Regions from separate parts of the Mus musculus genome. Here region 1 is linked to region 2. Evidence: chromatin loops called from intact Hi-C (ENCODE). Cell type or tissue: heart. All regions are shown on one strand. Links, peaks and the distances in the headings refer to the core of each region. The heading gives the core; the rest is flanking DNA.

Evidence for each region. Hi-C counts contacts between places; a loop is a spot of excess contacts. Peaks named below come from ENCODE experiments on the same cell type or tissue, not always from the same donor. Only the 100,000 strongest peaks of a DNase experiment are listed, where the experiment ranks them.
Region 1: a loop joins it to region 2, with 4 times the contacts of the local background. A loop is called at or near these places in 2 of 42 quality-filtered maps.

What each region holds. Positions count from the first base shown.
Region 1 is chr1:134,903,887-134,914,148 of GRCm38, forward strand. The region is part of intron 1 of Ppp1r12b (protein phosphatase 1, regulatory subunit 12B); the gene reads right to left. Among named protein-coding and RNA genes, the nearest start is that of Gm51265, 37 kb to the right of the region's middle. In heart, for the core only: CTCF peaks have their summits at 3,725 (motif pointing left) and 5,688; DNase peaks (open chromatin) are centred at 5,775, 6,355 and 8,225; H3K4me3 peaks cover 879 bases; H3K27ac peaks cover 4,559 bases.
Region 2 is chr1:134,852,627-134,862,888 of GRCm38, forward strand. The region is part of intron 13 of Ppp1r12b (protein phosphatase 1, regulatory subunit 12B); the gene reads right to left. Among named protein-coding and RNA genes, the nearest start is that of Gm32670, 83 kb to the left of the region's middle. In heart, for the core only: a CTCF peak has its summit at 1,904 (motif pointing left); a DNase peak (open chromatin) is centred at 6,285; H3K27ac peaks cover 1,340 bases.

The DNA of each region.
Region 1 (10,262 bases), core at 1,588-9,587, 51 kb after region 2:
ATGAATTTGAGAATTGCTCTTTCTAACTCTATAAAGAATTGAGTTGGAATTTTGATGGAGATTGCATTGAATCTGTAGATTGCTTTCTACAAGATGGCCATTTTTACTATATTAATCCTGCCAATCTTGTACTACAGAGCAATAGGGAGAACTGCATGGTATGAAGAACTCAAGAAGGTGGACTCCAGAAAGTCAAATAACCCCATTAAAAAATGGGGCTCAGAGCTAAACAAAGAATTCTCACCTGAGGAATACTGAATGGCTGAGAAGCACCTGAAAAAATGTTCAGCATCCTTAATCATCAGGGAAATGCAAATCAAAACAACCCTGAGATTCCATCTCACACCAGTCAGAATGGCTAAGATCAAAAATTCAGGTGACAGCAGCTGCTGGCATGTGGAGAAAGAGGAACACTCCTCCATTGTTGGTGGGATTGCAAGCTTGTACAACCACTCTGGAAATCAGTCTGGTGGTTCCTCAGAAAATTGGACATAATACTACCCACAATACCTCTCCTGGGCATATATCCAGAAGATGTTCCAACTGGTAAGAAAGACACATGCTAGCCAGGTGTGGTGGCGCACGCCTTTAATCCCAGCACTTGGGAGGCAGAGGCAGGTGGATTTCTGAGTTCAAGGCCAGCCTGGTCTACAGAGTGAGTTCCAGGACAGCCAGGGCTACACAGAGAAACCCTGTCTCGAAAAACCAAAAAAAAAAAAAAAAAAAGACACATGCACATGCTCCACTAAGTTCATAGCAGCCTTATTTATAATAGCCAGAAGCTGGAAAGAACCCAGATGCCCCTCAACAGAGGAATGGATACAAAAAATGTGGTACATTTACACAATGGAGTACTACTCAGCTATTAAAAAGAATGAATTTATGAAATTCCTAGGCAAATGGATGGACCTGGAGGGCATCATCCTGAGTGAGGTAACCCAATCACAAAAGAACTCAAATGATATGTACTCACTGATAAGTCGATATTAGCCCAGAAACTTAGAATACCCAAGATATAAGATACAATTTGCTAAACACATGAAACTCAAGAAGAACGAAGACCAAAGTGTGGACACTTTGCCCCTTCTTAGAATTGGGAACAAAACACCCATGGAAGGAGTTACAGAGACAAAGTTTCGAGCTGAGACAAAAGGATGGACCATCTAAAGACTGCCATATCCAGGAATCCATCCCATAATCAGCCTTCAAACACTGACACCATTGCATACACTGATTTTGCTGAAAGGACCCTGATATAGTTGTCTCTTGTGAGACTATGCCGGGGCCTAGCAAACACAGAAGTGGATGCTCACAGTCAGCTATTGGATGGATCACAGGGCCCCCAATGGAGGAGCTAGAGAAAGTACCCAAGGAGCTAAAGGGATCTGCAACCCTATAGGTGGAACAACAATATGAACTAACCAGTACCCCTGGAGCTCGTGTCTCTAGCTGCATATGAATCAGAAAATGGCCTAGTTGGCCATCAGTGGAAAGAGAGGCCCATTGGTCGTGCAAACTTTATATGCCTCAGTACAGGGGAACGCCAGGGCCAAGAAGTGGGAGTGGGTGGGTAGGGGAGTGGGGGGGAGGGTATGGGGGATTTTTGGGATAGCACTGGAAATGTAAATGAGGAAAATACCTAATAAAAAAGAAAAAAAAAGAATTGACAAATGGGACCTCATAAAATTGCAAAGGACACTGTCAATAGGACAAAACAGCAACCAACAGATTGGGAGAGGATCTTTACCAATCCTATATCTGATAGAGGGCTAATATCCAATATATACAAAGAACTAGAGAAGTTAGACTCCAAAGAACCAAATAACTCTATTAAAAATGAGAAACAGAGCTAAACAGAGAATTCTCAACTGAGGAAACTCAAATGGCCGAGAAGCACCTAAAAGAAATGTTCAACATCCTTAGTCATTAGGGAAATGCAAATCAAAACAACCCTGAGATTCCACCTCACACCAGTCAGAATGCTAAGATCAAAAACTCAGGTGACAGGAGATGTTAGCAAGGCTGTGGAGAAAGAGGAGCCCTCTTCCATTGCTGGTGGGATTGCAAGCTGGTACAACCACTCTGGAAATCAGTCTGGCGGTTTTTCAGAAAATTGGACATAGTACTACCCGAGGACCAAGCTACACCTCTCCTGGGCATATACCCAGAAATTCTAACCAGTAATAAAAACACATGCTCCACTATGTTCATAGCAGCCTTATTTGTAATAGCCATGAGCTGGAAACAACCCAAATGTCCCTCAACAGAGGAATGGATACAGAAAATGTGGTACATCTACACAATGGAGTACTACTCAGCTATTAAAAACAATGATTTCATGAAATTCGCAGGCAAAAGGATGGATATAGAAAATATCATCCTGAGTGAGGTAACTCAGTCACAAAAGAATACACATGGTATGCACTCACTGATAAGTGGATATTAGGCAAAGAGCATGGAATACTCACGATACAACTCATGGATCACATGAAGCTCAAAAGGAAGGAAGACCAAAGAGTGGATGTTTCAGTCCTACTTAGAAAGGGGGACAAAATAATCAAGGGAAGTAGAGGGTGGGAGGGACTTGAGAGGAAGAGAGAGGGGGAAAGAGGAGAAGAATCAGGTATGGCAGGAGATATAAGATGTACAGAGGGTCAGGAAATTGAACAGAGATATGTAGCAATGGGGGATGGGGAACTGGGGGTAGCAACCAGAAAGCCCCAGATGCCAGGAAGCAAGAGCCTCCTATGACTGTATGGGGATGACATTAGCTGAACTACTCCACAAAGGGGCGGAGGGAAAACCCGTCAAGACCGTATCCAGAGGTTAGGCATGGCCCCCCAGTTGAGGAATGGCCAAAATTTTAGCCCAGAATTGCTCCTGTCTAAAGGAAATCCAGGAACAAAGAATGGAGCAGAGACTGAAGGAAAGGCCATCCAGAGACTGCCCCACCTAGGGATCCATCCCACATGCAGACACTGAACCCGGACCAACTTCTGATGCCAAGAAGTGCTTGCTGACAGGAGCCTGATACAGCTGTCTCCTGAGAGGCTCTGCCAGATCCTGACCAATACAGATCCAGATGCTCACAGCCAACCATTGGACTGAGCACAGGGACCCAATGGAGGAGTTAGGGGAAGGACTGAAGGAGCTGAAGGGGCCTTATCTGGCCTCAATGGGAGGGGAAGCCCTTGGTCCTGTGAAGGCTTGAGGTCTCAGTGTAGAGGAATGCTAGAGAGGTGAGTGGTTGGGTGAAGGAGCAGAGTAAGGGGGGATGGGATAGAGGGTTTGAAGAGGGGAAACTGGGAAAGGGGATAACATTTGAAATGTAAATAAATAAAATATTCCAATTAAAAAACCATTAAAATTAGAATTCATTAGCCAAATAAAATTTGTCTTCTCAATAATATTAGAAAATTGATTGTCTTCTCTTTGTGTTGACATTTGCACTAATGTTGCCAAAGCCATGGTAGGTAAATCTGCTGGTAGATAAATATGCCTTATTTAATCAAGGCAACTGCATCAAGAAACCACTCTACCTAAAATGGACTTTTATGCAGTGATAAAGATTGTTGGTCTAGGGGCTGGAGAAATGGCTGAGTGATTAAGATCACTGGCTGCTCTTCCAGAGGATCCAGGTTTGATTTCCAGCACCCACATGGCAGCTAATAATTATCTGTAACTCTAGTTCCAGGGGAATATCATGCTCTCTTCTGGCCTCCTCTGGTATTGCATGCACATGGTGCACAGACATACAAACAGGCAAAACATCCCATACACAAATCATTTAAAATGATGACTAACAATTAAAACTAAGCCTTTGAGGGGATGTCTTTTTAATGTTCTGTGTGACAAAATGAAGAGCATAATTGAAGTCCTACAATGGCTTCTGCAATATGATGGTTGTTTCTAGGAAAAGTACTTGTGCAGGGCTGCAAGATGAACTAGCCACTTTTCCAAAGATATTATTAATACAGAAAACAGTAACTAACAAAAAAGTATTTGTTATTCAGACATCAAAATGAACAAAGCCACAAAGAAAACTTTTGTTGCTATAATAACATTTGACCATGCAAATGAAAACTGAAATTTTGGGAAGCACGGCTACTGTCAAGAGCTTGACAGTTTCCTGATACTCTTCTGATACTTACACTGGGCTATCTACAGCAGGGGTTCTCCATCTTCCTAACACTGCCACCCTTTAATGCAGTCCCTCAAGTTACGATGATCCCTAACCATAAAATTATTTTGTTATTACTTCATAACTATAATTTTGTATGAATTGTAATATAAGTATCTGATATGCAGGATATCTGATACGCAATCCCCAAAAGGATTAAAACCCACAGGTTGAGAACCACTGGTCTACAAATAGGATCAATTGATAGTATATAATGAACTATATTTATATTCAGAAGATCTACATAAATCAATGAGCCTGTGTTTTCAAATACTAAATACATAGTGTTAGAAAATCAGGCATTGGTAAAAAATTAATTCAAAGAATAAGTTAGATTAATGGATTTTGCTATTGTTTTGTTTTGTAGACAGGGTCTCACTATGTAGCCCTGGCTGGCCTTGAACTCACAGAAATCCACCTGCCTATGATTCCCAACTGCTAGGATCAATGCCATATGCCACCATACCCAGATGATTGATGGGTTTTAATGCAACAGAGTAAGACAGTACATTGATATAATTTCAGTCTCCATTTCCAACAACACTTAACAAACTAACAATGTTGGGGCTATAGTTCAGTTGGCAGAATTTCTGCCTAGCATGCACACCGTTTCTCTGCAGCTTCTTCACCATGGTTTATGACATCAGAGACCATGCAAAGTGGTGTACATCTGTAATCCCAGCACTTGAGAGGTAGAGGCAGGAGGATTAGTTCATCATTCTCATTTGCTGCACAGCAAGTTCAAGGCTAACTTCAGATACATGAGAACCAGAAAGAAAGCAAAATTATTGCTGCTGGAAATTTTAATAACCACCTAAGAACAATACCTATAACTGACTGACCAGTCTATTAAAATACACTTTCTGTTTCCAAGTATATATCCATGTGAGACTCAATTTTCTTCATATACTTCAATTAAAATGTTACAACCATATGTGTGCAGAGAGAGAGAGAGAAAGAGAGAAAGAGAGTGAGCGAGAGAGAGAGTTGGAATAGGGATTAGGCAAAAACAACAATCTCTGAATTACTTTAGATAGAGTACCCCAATTCTGCAAACCATACTCCACTTCCTCTACACAGTGCAGGACAACACGCGGTTAAAAGCATCAGCTTCTGCAGTCAGACAGGACAGGGACCCTAACAAGTTCAGTGTACTCATCCCAGGCGCCAGGAATCTACCCACCTCAGAGGGCTGGGAACATTTCCTGGTGTTGTTTTTAAGCCAATACTTTAACAGCCGCACACACCAAATGTATTTAATCCTCACTCACCATGGCTCTCACTAGTACTTATGGAAGGAAAGTAATTTGATTTAAAAATGTCTGGAAACTAGCCAGATATAGGAATTTGTATGTCTAATTTCAGGAAATTCCTTAATTTTCAGAGTACGTGGCTTCTTGGATACAGGGTTGTACGACTGAACTGGAAAGAAGCCTTGTATCGATGAGCTAAGGACTCGGCAGTCTGACTACCGTGGTCTGCAGTGCCCCTGCTCCGCCCGCCTGCAGGTCCCAGGAGGGTATGACTGGGGTATGGAGGGAGAGGATGCTCCCTGAGATCTTCTCCAGTGAGTAAGGACTAAATTTAGATGTCCTCTGCCCACTCCATCCGCAGCTGTGCTGCTGACTCATGACTGCAGCATGGTCCATGAGCAGAGTCACCCATCTGCAAATCTCTGCCCATGCCTCTACCCAGAGCTATACTGAATTCTCCAGGCAGGAGCTCAATCCTTTCCTTGGGAAGGAAGCTAAACAGCTTTGGGTGTTAACCGTTATAACAACGGGGGAATTTCTTTGCTTCAAGTCAAATCTGTGACTCAAGTGCATTTCCTCTTAGCTTGTATTCCTAAAGATGCACGAGAATATCACTAAAGAAAATTTTGTTTTAAGCTCTGAAATAGAGGTGTGTACTTAATTCTTAGTCCAAAAGAACTATTCCAAAAGTTGCTTGGTAAATAAAGGTTTTCACAATCAACATATAGTAAAGACAAGCTCTAATGGAAAGTGCTCTCTTTTATCAATAATATGGGCACTGTGCTCTTTCTACTGTACCTATCACTGCTCTCTAGATCGAAGGCTGAAGTGGCTTGGGGTTGACTAAAGCCAGAGTTAATCTGGGAGCACAAGGCCTTACAAAACAAAGTCCTCCGGGTCCCAGAATAGCCTCCAACTGTCAGCACCACTGAGTGCCGGCTCTTAGGCTGACCTTGCTGTTGTGTCCCAGGAGAACTCTCAGGCTACCTGTTTTGCCTACAACCAGCCCTTCACAGAGTCCAGCTCTAGGTGCTTACTGACAGAAGCTAGGTTTAGTATAGCCTAACTCCTGCATTTTTTTTATCCTGTGTTTGCCTTACTTTCAATAAATCCTGATGGAAAAGGTGCTGTCCCTTTTAGGGGTCAGGGAACGCCAAAAGACACTGCTAGTTACCTCAGACTGCCCTTAGAACAGAGAGAAAAATTGAAAGCCAGGTGCCTGATAAAGACATTATCTAGGATATATAGGGTACATTTAAAACTCAACAAAAGCAATCTAACTTTAAAAATGGGGGAAGACTTTAACAGACTTGTCTCTGTGTTTTAAAATGGCCAAAAAACATGAGAAAGTACTTAGCATCACCAATTATTATGGAAATGCAAACCAATACCACAGTTGACAGGTCTTTAATCCTAGCACTCAGCAGGCAGCCACAGGCAGATCTCTGAATTCCAGGGCAGCCTGGTCTAAAGAGTGTGTTCTGAAAGTGAGGTTGAACAGTCAAGAGTCTGTCTCAAAAATAAATAAATAGATAAATTAAGGAAAAAAATAAAATTTTTTTCCAGGTGTGAAAAAATTAAACCTGAGTCCACTGAATTAGTTTACTATGTTGTAGTCTCTATAGAAACAGCATGGTGGTTCCTTAAAACAAAACAAAACAAACAAACATCCTGCAATTACCATTTCTGTTCTATCCAAAAAGAGAGTTTGAATCATAAAAATCAAAAGATTTGAAAGCAGTGTCTCAAGGAGTTATCTGTATAGCCAATTCTCATGGAAGCATTCGCTTACAATCCTAAACTGAAGAAATACCTAGAGTCTGTTAACAGATACCATAGATGTGGTATTAAATACAACATATATATCCAAGAAGGAATATGGCCCTACTGATACCTTGGTTTCAGACATCTGTTTTCCAGAATTGGGAAAAGTAATTTCATGTTGTTGAAAGCCAACAAGTTTGTGGTAGTATGTTACAGAAGCCATAGGAAACGTCAAATTGACACAGATTAGGGAGTCCAAATCTAGAGACTGCCTTATACTCTCAACTTCTTGCTACATTAACTGACAATATCAGCAGCCACTGATCCCTTCTTTTCCAAATTTCCCCAGAGATTACACAGCTCTTCAAAATAATATATTAAATATAATGCCTTCCTTCTGTAACCCAAGCTTTAGCTCAAACAGTAAAGCCCTGACAGATCTAACCCCATGGGTCTCCCATTAGCAACTGGGGGAAAGTGACTGAGATAGGGTATCATGTAGCCAGACTTCAAATTCACTGTGTATGGAGGATGACCTTAAATTCCTGATCCTTCTGCCTCTACCTCCCAAGAAGTAGGAATACAGGTTTGTGTGATCATACCAGATTGGCTGGAGGTATCCTGGATGAACACCAAAACAGAAACTAAATCTTGGTAGGGCAGGGAGCCATGCTGATAGGTGAGCTCCCTGTCAACCCCAAATCTGTAGACCCAAAATTTTGCTCCCATAAGGTAACGTCATCATATGACAAGAAATTATACAGGTTATGTATTAGTAAGTCTGGAAATCCCCACCATCAGCATACAAGAGGCTTTAACATACAGTCCCTAAGATCGACTGATCCCGCACTTCAGTCAGTTCTTCCAAGTACCTGTCTCCCATTCCAAACATGATATAATGTGACTGCTGCTTAACAGAACCATTAGAGCAGTCTACACTGTGACAGGTGACTCCAGCTGCTGTCAGTCCTGTGTGAAAGACTCAGAACTGTGCTGGCAGAGAAGGTCTGGCTCTTAGATGGTGAGAACTATATCTGACTATGCACTCACTGGTCAGGCAGGCTCTGGACACAGATCAGTGGCCTTTCAAACACAGATGGCCAAGGGAAAGCAGAAGTGAAGAATTTTCCATTAGCCAGACGTAATGGTACATGCCCCCTAACTCGGCAGTCAAGAAAGCTGAGGCAGAGGTATTGACAAGTTCAAGGCCACCCTGGCTACACAGTGAGGCTGAGGCAGCTACAGCTATATAGTGAGATTATTTCTGAGAACACAAAACACAAAATTTCTCATCAACCGTCACATTTTGATTTGTGTTCTCAGGAGACTAGCATTTATTTCAAGAATACATGTTTATAAATTAAGACCAGAGGACACCTTCCTTCTCTTACCTACAAACATAAAATATGAAATGGCCTCAGCATTAATAATACTTAAGTTTCAAAATTATGAGGCTGCAAGATGACTCTGTAGGTAAGATGCTTACCACCAAACTTGACAGAATAGAAGGAAAGAACCAACTACCACAAACTGTCCTCTGACCTCCACACTCACACAAATGTGCATAAACATACAAACACAAACTGTCCTCTGACCCCCACACTCACACACATGTGCATACACATACAAACAGGTACCGTTTTAAGATTGTTAAATGGAGTTGAAAAGATTAAAATGCCGGCACACTCTTCAAGGCCAGTACTATCTTCACATAGAAGACCCATGCTCTCATCACCCAGTCTCTACTCTCTGCTCTTGAGAGTCCTAACTTTGAGGAACAATAAATAAGGCCTATTGGTACTGGTAAAAAGACCAAGGGTCATTTTTTTCCCTTAGAACAAAAAAGTATACATATTTGAGTAACTTTAATTCTTATTTCTTGTTTGTTTTGTGTCACTGGAGACCAAGTACACACTAGACAGCAGACTCTAACCCTGAACTCTATCATGAACACTATTTTTTGGAGGGGCAGGGGGTGTGGCAATGAAACGACGCTTCACACCAAACCTGACGACCTGAGTCCAATCTCTAAGATTCACAAGTTGGAAGGGAAAACTGGTTCCAGCAAGCTGTTCTCTGACCTCCACACAAGCACCAAAGCACATAAACACAAACAAAAATAAACAAATGTAATTTTTAAGGTATAACTTAATGACTTATTTAATGTCACATATTCAATTGCAGAACCAACTAAATAAATGTTTTCTATCTACCAATATAGAAGCATCTATAAAATTGAGTTCATGGACCAGGGATAAGATATACCACTTTGCTTATGAAATATTTGTAATTCTTGATCCCATCTTGCTAGATATATTTTTAACATATATAATTTGTTATTAGTCTAATCCTCCAAAAATTTTGAGTAAAGTAGACAGTGAAACTGGATTGGCCACTCCAAATTAGCCTAAGTATAAAATATAAACTACAAAGAGCCCACTGAAGTGTTTTCATTACCATTCTATTTTAGCATGAGTCTAGATTGGAAACCTCCTTCATATCTTGGCTACCTGTTTTAGCCACAGCCCCCCCCCCAAGGTCTATTCTGTGCCAACTTGGCATGTAGAATAAATTGCTGTTCCATGGAGAGGGATTTTTGTATTTAACTCCAGATCACTCTGTGCCCATAAACAAGTGTTTCACAAGCCGCAGGAGTACAGCCTGAAAGCCACAGCCCGGGCAAAGATCCACGGCTTAGGAAAAAAGGCAGGCAATCCTGCAACACAAGTTGGATAAAGCATGGAAGCCACAAAGAAATAACAGGAAGTTCAGATACATCCAGTTTGAGTCAATACACAAAATCTATCCTAAAGGGACCTATTAAAGAAATTCTTTTCCCAACGTATTTTCAATAGGGAGTTTTGTAAATCCAAAATTCTGTAATATACTTGTCGATATCACATTCATGCCCCATATGTTCCATACATCCTATACAGTAAAAGATACTAAACAAATATTATATAACCCTATGTAGAATACTATGCTAGTTAAATGTTAAAAATAGACTCTGGAACTGGAATTCCTGGATTCACCTCCCAGGCCTACTGATTCAGTGATTTCTTTAA
Region 2 (10,262 bases), core at 1,692-9,691:
GGACACACTGTGACATACTCCAGCTTCCATGATGAGATATTTTTCTATGCTTTGTGTGTGTGTGCGTGTGTGTTTTCTTTGGGGGGGGGGTTGCAAGAGTAAAGAGCAGATATGAGTGAGATGAGTGGGACTGGGGTAGATGAGGTAAAACTCACAAAGAATCAAAAAAAAAATTAAAAAAAAAAAAGAAGGAAGAGGAGGACATGGCTTTTGGCAGAGCAATGTCACTGGCTGGCAGGTGGAGAAGAACTTCTATTTTAGTAGGCTGAAGAGTGAGTAAGAAGCTAGGGAGTAAACAGTAAAGTCAGAGGGCTTTTCCAAGAGCAGCACACAGCTAAGCAGGGTGAAGCTGGTAGCGTCAGTGTACAGTGTGGGAGAATGGTGCCTGCTTAGGACAAATCTTATCTGTCAGAGCACATCTGTCAGAGAGCTGTGGGTTACTTCCCATTATTTATGAATCGTGTGTACCATAAGTTGAACACAGCTCACTTCATTATAATGGACATTGGCTCCTGAAGGACACTTGAAGTGCCACTACAGTTTACATCCATGCCAGTGGTCAGCGGGCCATTTTCAGCACCAGAGCATGGGGACCCTGAAACACACCCTCCATCCACCCGCCTCAGGTTAGGAGACTGGGATTTCCTAAGAGGAAATAAATCAAAGAGTAATATAGTGCCCAGAGTTACTTTAAGACCCCGAGGAAAAAAGATTGTTATTTAAAGAGGAACAGGAACAATCGTCCGGGTGACTGCCCTCAGCTAAGCCCTATTTGTAAAAACTTCTTAAACAGAACTCTCTTACCCAATGTTCCAGAGCGAGCATCCTGACCCAACATGTACAAAGCAACTTCTCTTCTGATTTTCTGAAGCCCTGCACTTTCCATCAGATTTGAAAGAAAATAGAAAGTCTCCATTTGCTGTGTATCCCGAACTGACTGCTCCCTAATACGAATTTCCATGGAACGCTATGGCCAGTCCCTCAGAGACATCAGGAGATCCGGGCATCATGCTCACATTGGCAAGCTCTTGGTGTGGAATGGTCCAGCTCAGGCCCACCTCTGAGATACCTTTGTGGTCCTGCTGAGGTCAAAGAATGGCAGCAGAGTCCTGACGGTGGTTTTAAATTCCGGCTTTTTTCATTACTAATTCTGATTACTCAAAAGTTCTTTATCCTATCTGATTCTCAACATGCACTATGGGGAAAAGCAGATGGGGCATACAGTAAACTTTCAAAATCATTAATTCCTCTAGTCTAAGCCTTTCATATATATAAATGCTGACTCAAATTCTACCTCCATGAAGCCTATTCTAATTACACGATCCTCCATCATTCACCTTGCTTTTTTCTGAAATCCTAATATATTTGCCTGCACATAATGCTGAACTGAGGGAGGAAATGAGTGTATTATAGATTCTCAACCCTGAGAGTACAAGGTATGGCACATCCCCTTTCTACTATACCGATACTCTGAGCACACCACCAAGCACACGGACATTCATTAGACAGTCACTGATAACTCAGGATCCCATAATTTTAGAATTTTATGCTATCTATATATTCCCTAACTCAAACTAGCTAGCCTGTGGAGAAGCTCGGACTAGAAAGGTTACAAAGCTTGCCTGGAAGACATCAACTGCTTTGTTGAAAGGTAAAGTATGCATCCTACTCGAAAGCCAGGGAGCAATCTACCCTGTGTTGGTTGCTGTCCTCTGAAGAAGTACCAGGAAATCCACAAGGGCCTTCATGTGCTAGAAGCTATTTGCTTTCCAATATTAAAAGAGTTAAAATGGAATATGGGAGATGTGCTCCTCTGAAAATTGATTCAAACACAAACTAGATTCTTTGATGTCATACATCCAAATAGTTCAACTGGCTTTCCTCTGCTGCCACCTGGAGGGCAGAGAAGATCCTACAACTGATCCAGTGTCTACTTATTCAGCTCTGTGATAAGAAAATTCACTTAAAAAGCCACCTCACAAGTTCACAGTGCAGGGACAAAAAGGAACACATTGCCATTTAATTGGTCAAAACTGTCCTAAGAGCACTGTGAAGAGAATTCTGGGTTCAGCCTGGAGCTGGAGAGCAGAAGTAGTAAGCAGTGGTATTTAAAATGAAGGAGCTCTCACTGGCAGACTTTCTGAACACACCACCATTAGCACAGGCACTATGACCGACAATATATAAATGGGACCTCATGAAACTGAAAAGCTTCCTCCTACCACAGACAAACTTGCTCAACCATGAACATAAAGCAAGAAATTGGAAACAACCTAGATGTCCTTTAAGAGAAGAATGAACTTGTAGGCAAATGAATGAAACTAAGAAAATCACTGAGAGAGGTATCCCAGACTCAGACAACTATGGGGTTCCTGAGTTTGTGAATGAGTGGGTCTCTGATTCTTGTGCCTTCTCTTGGGCTTTTTCCTTCTGTTGGTTTGTCATGGCCAACTTCAATTAGGTGGTTTTTATTTTAGGTTATATTTTATTTTATTATAATTTTTAGGAATGAATGAATGAATGAATGAATGAATGAATGAATGAAAATCCAATCACTACAGTAAATGTCAATAACCGAACTGCTACTGTTTCCTGCTGGGTAAGGAAAAATCCGTTCTCTCCAATAAAGTGGCACTGGGTACATTACTCACCCCTTATATTCATGAGTAATTGAGAAACCTAAAATAGACTCTCCAGTTTTTGTTTTGTGTGTGTGTGTGTGTGTGTGTGTGCTTTTATTTGGATATAGTTCAGTGTTTTTAAATTTCTTTTTGGCTGTGGTTTTGCTGTTATATTGGGTTACTGTTTGTTTTTTTGAGAAAGAACTTACAGTTGGGTGGGGAGGTGGGGAGAGGCTATGGAAGGTCTTGGAGGAGGGGGTGAATATGCTCAAAATATAATTAAATTTAAAAAGTGTTTTAAATGTTAAAATATAATTAAAAAGCTAAAAAATAAAGAGTTCTCATGGCACTGAGCAGGACATTGCTAGGCAGAGAACAGGAGCTAAAGCCACTCCGGCATGGGGAGGCTCTGCATGGGGGACAACTAGGAAGAGGGAGATGAGGCAGAGCGTGTTCAGGAGAGGTCTGTTTTCTACTTGGACAGAGTAATGCCCTAAGCAAGGACACAAAATAGATGTGGGAAGAGAAGGATGGGATAAAGACAACTGAGGGAAAAGGACACTTTCAGGTAAGTGGGGCTGAGGCAGGAGGATTACTATTTTTTAGACTAGTCTGGCATATATACTGGGACCTTATCTTAATAAACAAACATGCACAAATAAAAATGAAAAAGAGAGCCAGGCAGTGGTGGCGCACCCCTTTAATCCCACACTTGGGATTAAAGAGTGAATTCCAGGACAGCCAGGGCTACACAGAGAAACCCTGCCTCAAAAAACAACAACAACAAAAAAACAACAACAAAACAAAAAACAAAAAAAAAGGAAAAAGAGACTAAAGAGTAATTCCTTTGCAGAACTAAATAGTCACTCGACATGACTTTAAAACTGATTGGTTCTGCATTAATTTTCAATTTTGTCCAGAAACTGGTCCTCTAAGCATAAAGATCAATTAGAAAAAAATTTCTTATATATAGAAAAATATTTATTTTTATTTAATATTCGTTATGGATCCAGCTATGAGTCCTTTGGAGTCTATTAAACTAGGTAGTTATTCCAGCTAATGTGAAGCTGTCTGCAGATTAATTTGATATCATCTATCATCATATAAGGGAGTTCACATCTAGTAATGAATCAACAGCCTTTATTACCTAGACCTCAAATAATGTCCTCATTCAGTATAAAGGTTAGCTGAATTGAACTCTATTCTTCACCTACACAACCCAGCTTCTCTCAGTAATACCCTAATTATCTGACAGTGATTTTTGATTAGTTAAAACTTAGACTATATAATATTTAAGACAAATAAAAAAGATGAACAGTACAAACTAATACCTGTGCATCATTAGCATTCAACATAAGGATAATAGACAGTATTAATTTCATATTAAAATATAGAAGCTTTCCTGGATCCTGAAATTTTTAATTAGCTCATACTACGTTGACCTTTGGGTCTGTTCCTTACATCCTTATGTCTATTTATATTCATTAAGAATGTGAAGAAACACAGGTTCTAATTAAGCTGGCTATTCTTAAAAACCACGCTGGGTATTTGCTATGTGATTTGGGGTAAAGCAGGTTCCCTTTCTAACCTGTTCCTTGTATGTAAATGAGAGCTCAGAATATCTTCTTTGTAAATTTGTTGTGAGGATTAATAATAATTGATGGAAAACAAGTATTTCATACAAACTACAAAGCAATTTACTTGACAGTATTCATGTTGTTATTAAAAATGTCTTTCTGTGCTTAGCTTCTCTAAATCTAATCGATTTGAAATAAAATCTACCCAAAAGTCTAAATGGTGCCACTATTTTAGACTTCAGGCTGCTTATCTCATTTAATTTGTAAACCCTGTATGCTGTAGGAATCCTGTATCTCAGGTTGTGAGACTGCGTTCTTCATGTGGGTTCACTTACCTGTGTCTAACCTCCTTGTCTATCAGTTACAGAGATTCCAAACTACCACAATAAAATGAATGTCACTGTAATAAAGCAAGTCTTTGGGTTTTCTAGTGCATATAAACAAAATGTTTAATATTTTTATAGTCAATTTTGCTGTAGCAGTGCCTAAAAATACAATGTATGCAACCTTAATTCAAAAATTATATTGTGCTGACAAGATGGCTTAATAGATACAAAGGCAGTTACCACTAAGCCTGGTGACACTAATTGATCCTTCCCTCCCTCCTCCTTCCTTCCTCCCTCCCTCCTCCCCTTCTTTCTTTCTTTTTCTTCTTTCTTTCTTTCTTTCTTTCTTTCTTTCTTTCTTTCTTTCTTTCTTTCTTTCTTTCTTTCTTTCTTTCTTTCTTCTTCTTCTTCTTTTTTTTTTTTTTTGTTTTGTTTTGCGTCAGGGTTTCTCTGTGTAGCTCTGGCTGTCCTGGAACTCACTCTGCAGACCAGGCTGACCTCAAACTCACAGAGATCCGCCTGCTTCTGCTTCCTGAGTGCTGGCATTAAAGGTGCGTGTCACCACTGCCTGGCCTTCCTTCTTTCTCTCGCTTATTAATTTTGGACTTCTTGAGATGGGTTTGAGACAGACCCAAGCTGGCCTCAAGGTTGTGCTAATCCTCCTGCCTCAAGCATTCTCAGTGCTCTGTTGTACCTGGCTTTGACCTTTCCTTTCACAGAAAATTTCTGGGTAGCCTGGGATGTCAGCTGATGCTCTCTTCTCTTCTCTTCTCTTCTCTTCTCTTCTCTTCTCTTCTCTCCTTCTCCTCCTCCTCCTTCTTCTTCTTCATTTTTTTTTTTTTGGTTTTTTTGAGACAGGGTTTCCTGTGTATCCCTGGCTGTCCTGGAACTCACTTTGTAGACCAGGCTGGCCTCGAACTCAGAAATCCGTCTGCCTCTGCCTCTCCAGTGCTGGGATTAAAGGCGTGCACCACCACTGCCGGCTGCTATTTTATTTTCAATGTATATTTCACCTACTGTCATGTACACTTTGCTCTCTTCTTGCTCAAGATTCATACAAGGGAAAAAAGATTACATCAACAAAGAAAAAGTAGGTTCAACTCTGCTATAGACATTTAGACAAGGAAAACATTTTAGAGCAAAAATGGAGAGAAATAGGGAAACTATAAAACCTTTTCTTTAATTGGCAACTGTCATAGTTTTAGAGATAATTTTAAGTGTTTTTAAAAATGATGGCTTAATTATGTTTTAAAATTTCTAACATTCCAAAGATGATATCAAATTAATCTGCAGACAGCTTCACATTAGCTGGAATAACTACCTAGTTTAATAGACTCCAAAGGACTCAGGAAGGTTGGGATGAGGGTAGATGGATGACTCAGTCAGTATAGGTCACCCCTTGAGAAGCAAGCAGAGCTGAGTATAATGTGGGTTCTTCAGAGGGACAAGCAATTCTAGCCTTCTGTGGAAACAAACTATTTATAGCCATTTCTTGGATGGATGGAAGGAAGGACATCTGAAGGAAGAAAGTGATATAAAATTCAGGGCTGGTCAGAGGGAGGGAAAAGGGAGCAGGGATACAAAGAGGAGAAAAGGCAGGCAGAGACAGTCAGTCACTATCAGCTCTAATATTAGCCCGGGGAATTATTTATATTCTGTTGCTAAGGAAAACTTGGAGCTTTGGAAAATGAACTTGACCACTACATGATTGTGACAGCTGCTACTTAGCGTGGTGTCCCTGCAGAGCTATCTGCCAACTGCTGGCTACTTGCCATTTCTGTCCTGCAGTCTGCTAGTCAAATCATCTGGCCCTTCAGAGCCAGATGAGCCTGCTGGTTTCTATAGTCCCCATGTCAACCCAAAACATGGAGGGTAGCGATTAGTTCTATATTCTGGGCTACAAATCAAGACAGGCTGGCCCTGGAATCAAACTTTTACTTTTGAATGGGTATTATTTTAATTCAAAAGTTGAAATATTTCAATATAGAGGAAAAGAGGGCCTAGCCGATGATAAGTGAAGACTTTATACAATCTTATGACTTCAACTTACTTATGACTTTCATTAGAGTAAGGAACCTATTTCTCGTTCCTGTCCATCATGTAAAGAAAGGAAGTAGCAGCTGAACACACTACAGCTTTTTCAGGAAAGCAGACATTAGTAAACCCAAGACCATTTCTCCTTAAAATTAATAAATCATATTATGTATTTTGTTGTGAGATGTGAATTCAAGATCATGGCTGGCCATGGCAGCTCAGAACACACAGTTCTGAGAAGAGATGCCTCAGCTACTAAGTGAGACCTTGTCTTAAGAAAACAAAACCCAATTAACCAGGCTTGACATTCCAAATACTCTAGGGGATGGGGCATAGAGACCCTATGTTCTGCCAGAGCAACAGAGCAAGTTTAAGCCCCCGTTTCTCCAAAAAAAAAAAAAAAAAAAAGTTAACAAAGGGGCTAGGGAAAGAGGAGCACTCTCATATAGGCAAAGGGGAGGGTAGATATGGGATGGGGGGGGGGGTCGCGGGATGGGGGGGGGTGGAGGGGGTAACCGGGAAGTGGGATATCATTTGAGATGTAAACAAATGGAAAAGGAAAGAAAGAGAGTGCTTATCTAGCAGCAACAAGGACAGGCCCTAGGTTTAATCTCTAGTCATACTAGTCACACAGAGACACAGACATACAAATACACACAAATATACCTACACAGACATACACACAGACACACATACAGACACAGACATACACATACAGACACACAGACACACACACACATTCATACCTTACACATACACACATATACATACACACACATACAAACATACTTTCACATAGACATTTGCATATATATATGTATATATATATACACACACACACATAGAGATACACACAGAGAGAGAAATATATATACTCATACACAGATACACACAGATATACAGACAGACAGACACATATACATACACAAAGACACACACACAGAAATACATACACACATACATAGACACACATACATAGACACACAGATACTAACATACATACACATTTATATACACAGAGACACAGACACAGACACACACACACACCACAAAGTTTCTAGACTTACTATGGCAATCATCATTGGATGGACATGGCCTCCTCCACAGACTAACATCACAAGGAAACTGGTTCCCAGAGCAAATTTCTCTTCAATTATTTCCCCTTCCATTGTATTATAACAGTAATACTTTTTCACACAAGAAAAGGAGGGCAGAATTCCCCAGAATGCCCCCCCCAACAAACATCGTAAATACTGTTGTGTTTGTTTGGTATCATACATTATCCTTTGCACCTGGCTTTGTCCATTTAACAAGATATCAGTGGTCACCTGCGTCCATACGTAGTGCCAGAAGGAGAAAGCTGAAACTGATTGTTGGCCAGTCCTGCATACACTCACAATGCCTGCCGGAAAACAAAACCCTAAGGAGAGACAACTGTGAAATGGTGTGCTAAATCCCAGCCCAGCCTAAGTGACTCAATTACAAGGCAAAGGGAGATTATTTCTGAGCGGTGGCTTTCTACTGCTTAAGTCTTGCAGTGGCCTGCTTCAAATCCCCATTTATCCCAATGCTACTAATTGTTTCCAATTGGACCTGTGAATGAGGGCTCCAAGGCTCCACTGTGGTTTCCCAGCAGGAGTCAAAACACTTCCACAATGGGCTGATTACAGAGAAAGCTGAAGCTTCAAAAGAGAAGAATTATCACTCAGCATGCTCTTTCAAAAGAAAATGTAGCTGTTTCAAAACATCTGATTTTTTTTCTCTTAGTTTATGCTCATCTAAAGTGAGAAACTAAATGGCTTTAATTCTGTAAAGGCTGAAATGACATGTTTTATGTGATCAGCTCATTCCCCTGCTGAAAATTCTACTATGGTATTTCACAGCTCTGAGAACAGAAGATCAAGTTTCTTAACATAACCCAGATAAAAACTGGCTTGATTTGGTTCCTGCCTACCTCTCGAGTGCCACAATTCCCAAAGACTATCCAGTGGAATGGTAATTTGGGGGTTTCTGCAGGGCAAGAGCAAGTTCACTGAGTACCTGCCACAGCCACTCTTTCCCAAGCCCCACCACCAACCACCACTCTTCCCAGGTGACCAGAGAAGGCTTGAGTGAGCTGTTTAATTTAGCGTAAGCCATCCTTCTCCACTTGATTTGTTATACCTCCCTCACTCCTTCCAGCTAACCCTGTTTTCACACAGAAACGTTCTGAAGTGACATATGCCAGGCAGAGCCCTTCAATAAACGGCTGTTTGATCGGTCTGCATATGCAAGTCTCCACTTAACAAGACTATTCACTTATAACACCGTATGCTTGTGCCAGGATCCAAAGCTTTCAGGAATAAAGACCTAGCGTCTATGTTAAATCCTTGACCTGGCATTCCAAATTCTATGTGTAGTAAATTTTTTTCTCCAATTACTTTTCTGTCCCTGTCTAGATCCTTGAATAAATTCTCTTCTTTTCCCTTTCTTTGAGGCACAGGGTCTACAATGTACACATCTCATGAGCTGGGCAGCCATTCCAGAGCTCTAACTTGATATAAATTCTTGGTTACAAGTCTCAGCTAAGTATGTATGACCTCACATGTGTCAGTAAAATCTGAGCCTCCGTATCCACAGTGCTACATATAAATATAACGATAATCTTGGCCACTAATCCTGATGACCTGAATTCAAGTCCCAGGACCTACATGGAGGGAGAAGGGAACCAACTTCTGCAACTTGTCCTCTGACCTCCACACATGGCCAATGCATCAGCTCCCTTCCTCCCAGTTATTAAGTGTAATCAATATATTTTTACCACACTCACTTTTCTTCATCCCTTCTGTCACTCCCCATTGCGAGCCTGATTTGTCCTACGTGCATTTCTTCTGTGACAGTCTCTTTGCTAGTCACGTCACGTTCACTATTACCCATTTGTTCCTGTCTAATAACTTCAGACAGAGTTTAAAAGCCAGTTTAAAATTCATGATACCTTAAGCTTAAAGCTGTCTAGTGGCATATTGCCTACAAAATCCACTAGTAGCATATACCTGAGAAATATGTCCACATAAAATATATATATACAAATGTTTATAGTGATATTTGTCATAATGGCCAGCCAACAGGTAGAAATAATGTGAATGTATCAATTTATGAATGAACAAACAATATCAAATGGTAGATTATAAAAAGGAATCAAGTCCTGATACCTGCCTCAACATGGATGCACTTTGGAAATATACCAGAAAGAGGCTAATTATAACCCCTCATCTTGTTTCCATTTTACATGAAAGGTTGAAAATAAGAAAAAGAGAAAATATTAGTAGTTGCTTAGGTTGCAGGGAAGTGGTCCAGGTTCAGTGCTAGGGTTACATATATCACCATATCTGACATCCTATACAAAATTATTTTTAAAGATTGCTTAAACTCCATGTTCTTTCATAGCTGCTACTTATCATACAGACCTTTGTCTAAGCACCAGACTCTCGTGGCAGCCTCCTGGAGTCCCCCAGGGAAAGTATTCGTAAGCAGATCTCCGTTAACACACTGTTCATAACTCACACTATCTCTTTATGGCACAGGCTGAACAGCTGTTAACCAAACTGCTGGGAACCAGAAGCCTATCAAACTTTGAAGTATTTTCATAAAATAAGGAGTCACTTTGGCTAAGAAAAGACTCCTCTGGTTTCATATAGTGTGTTCCCAACAACATGTTCATACTT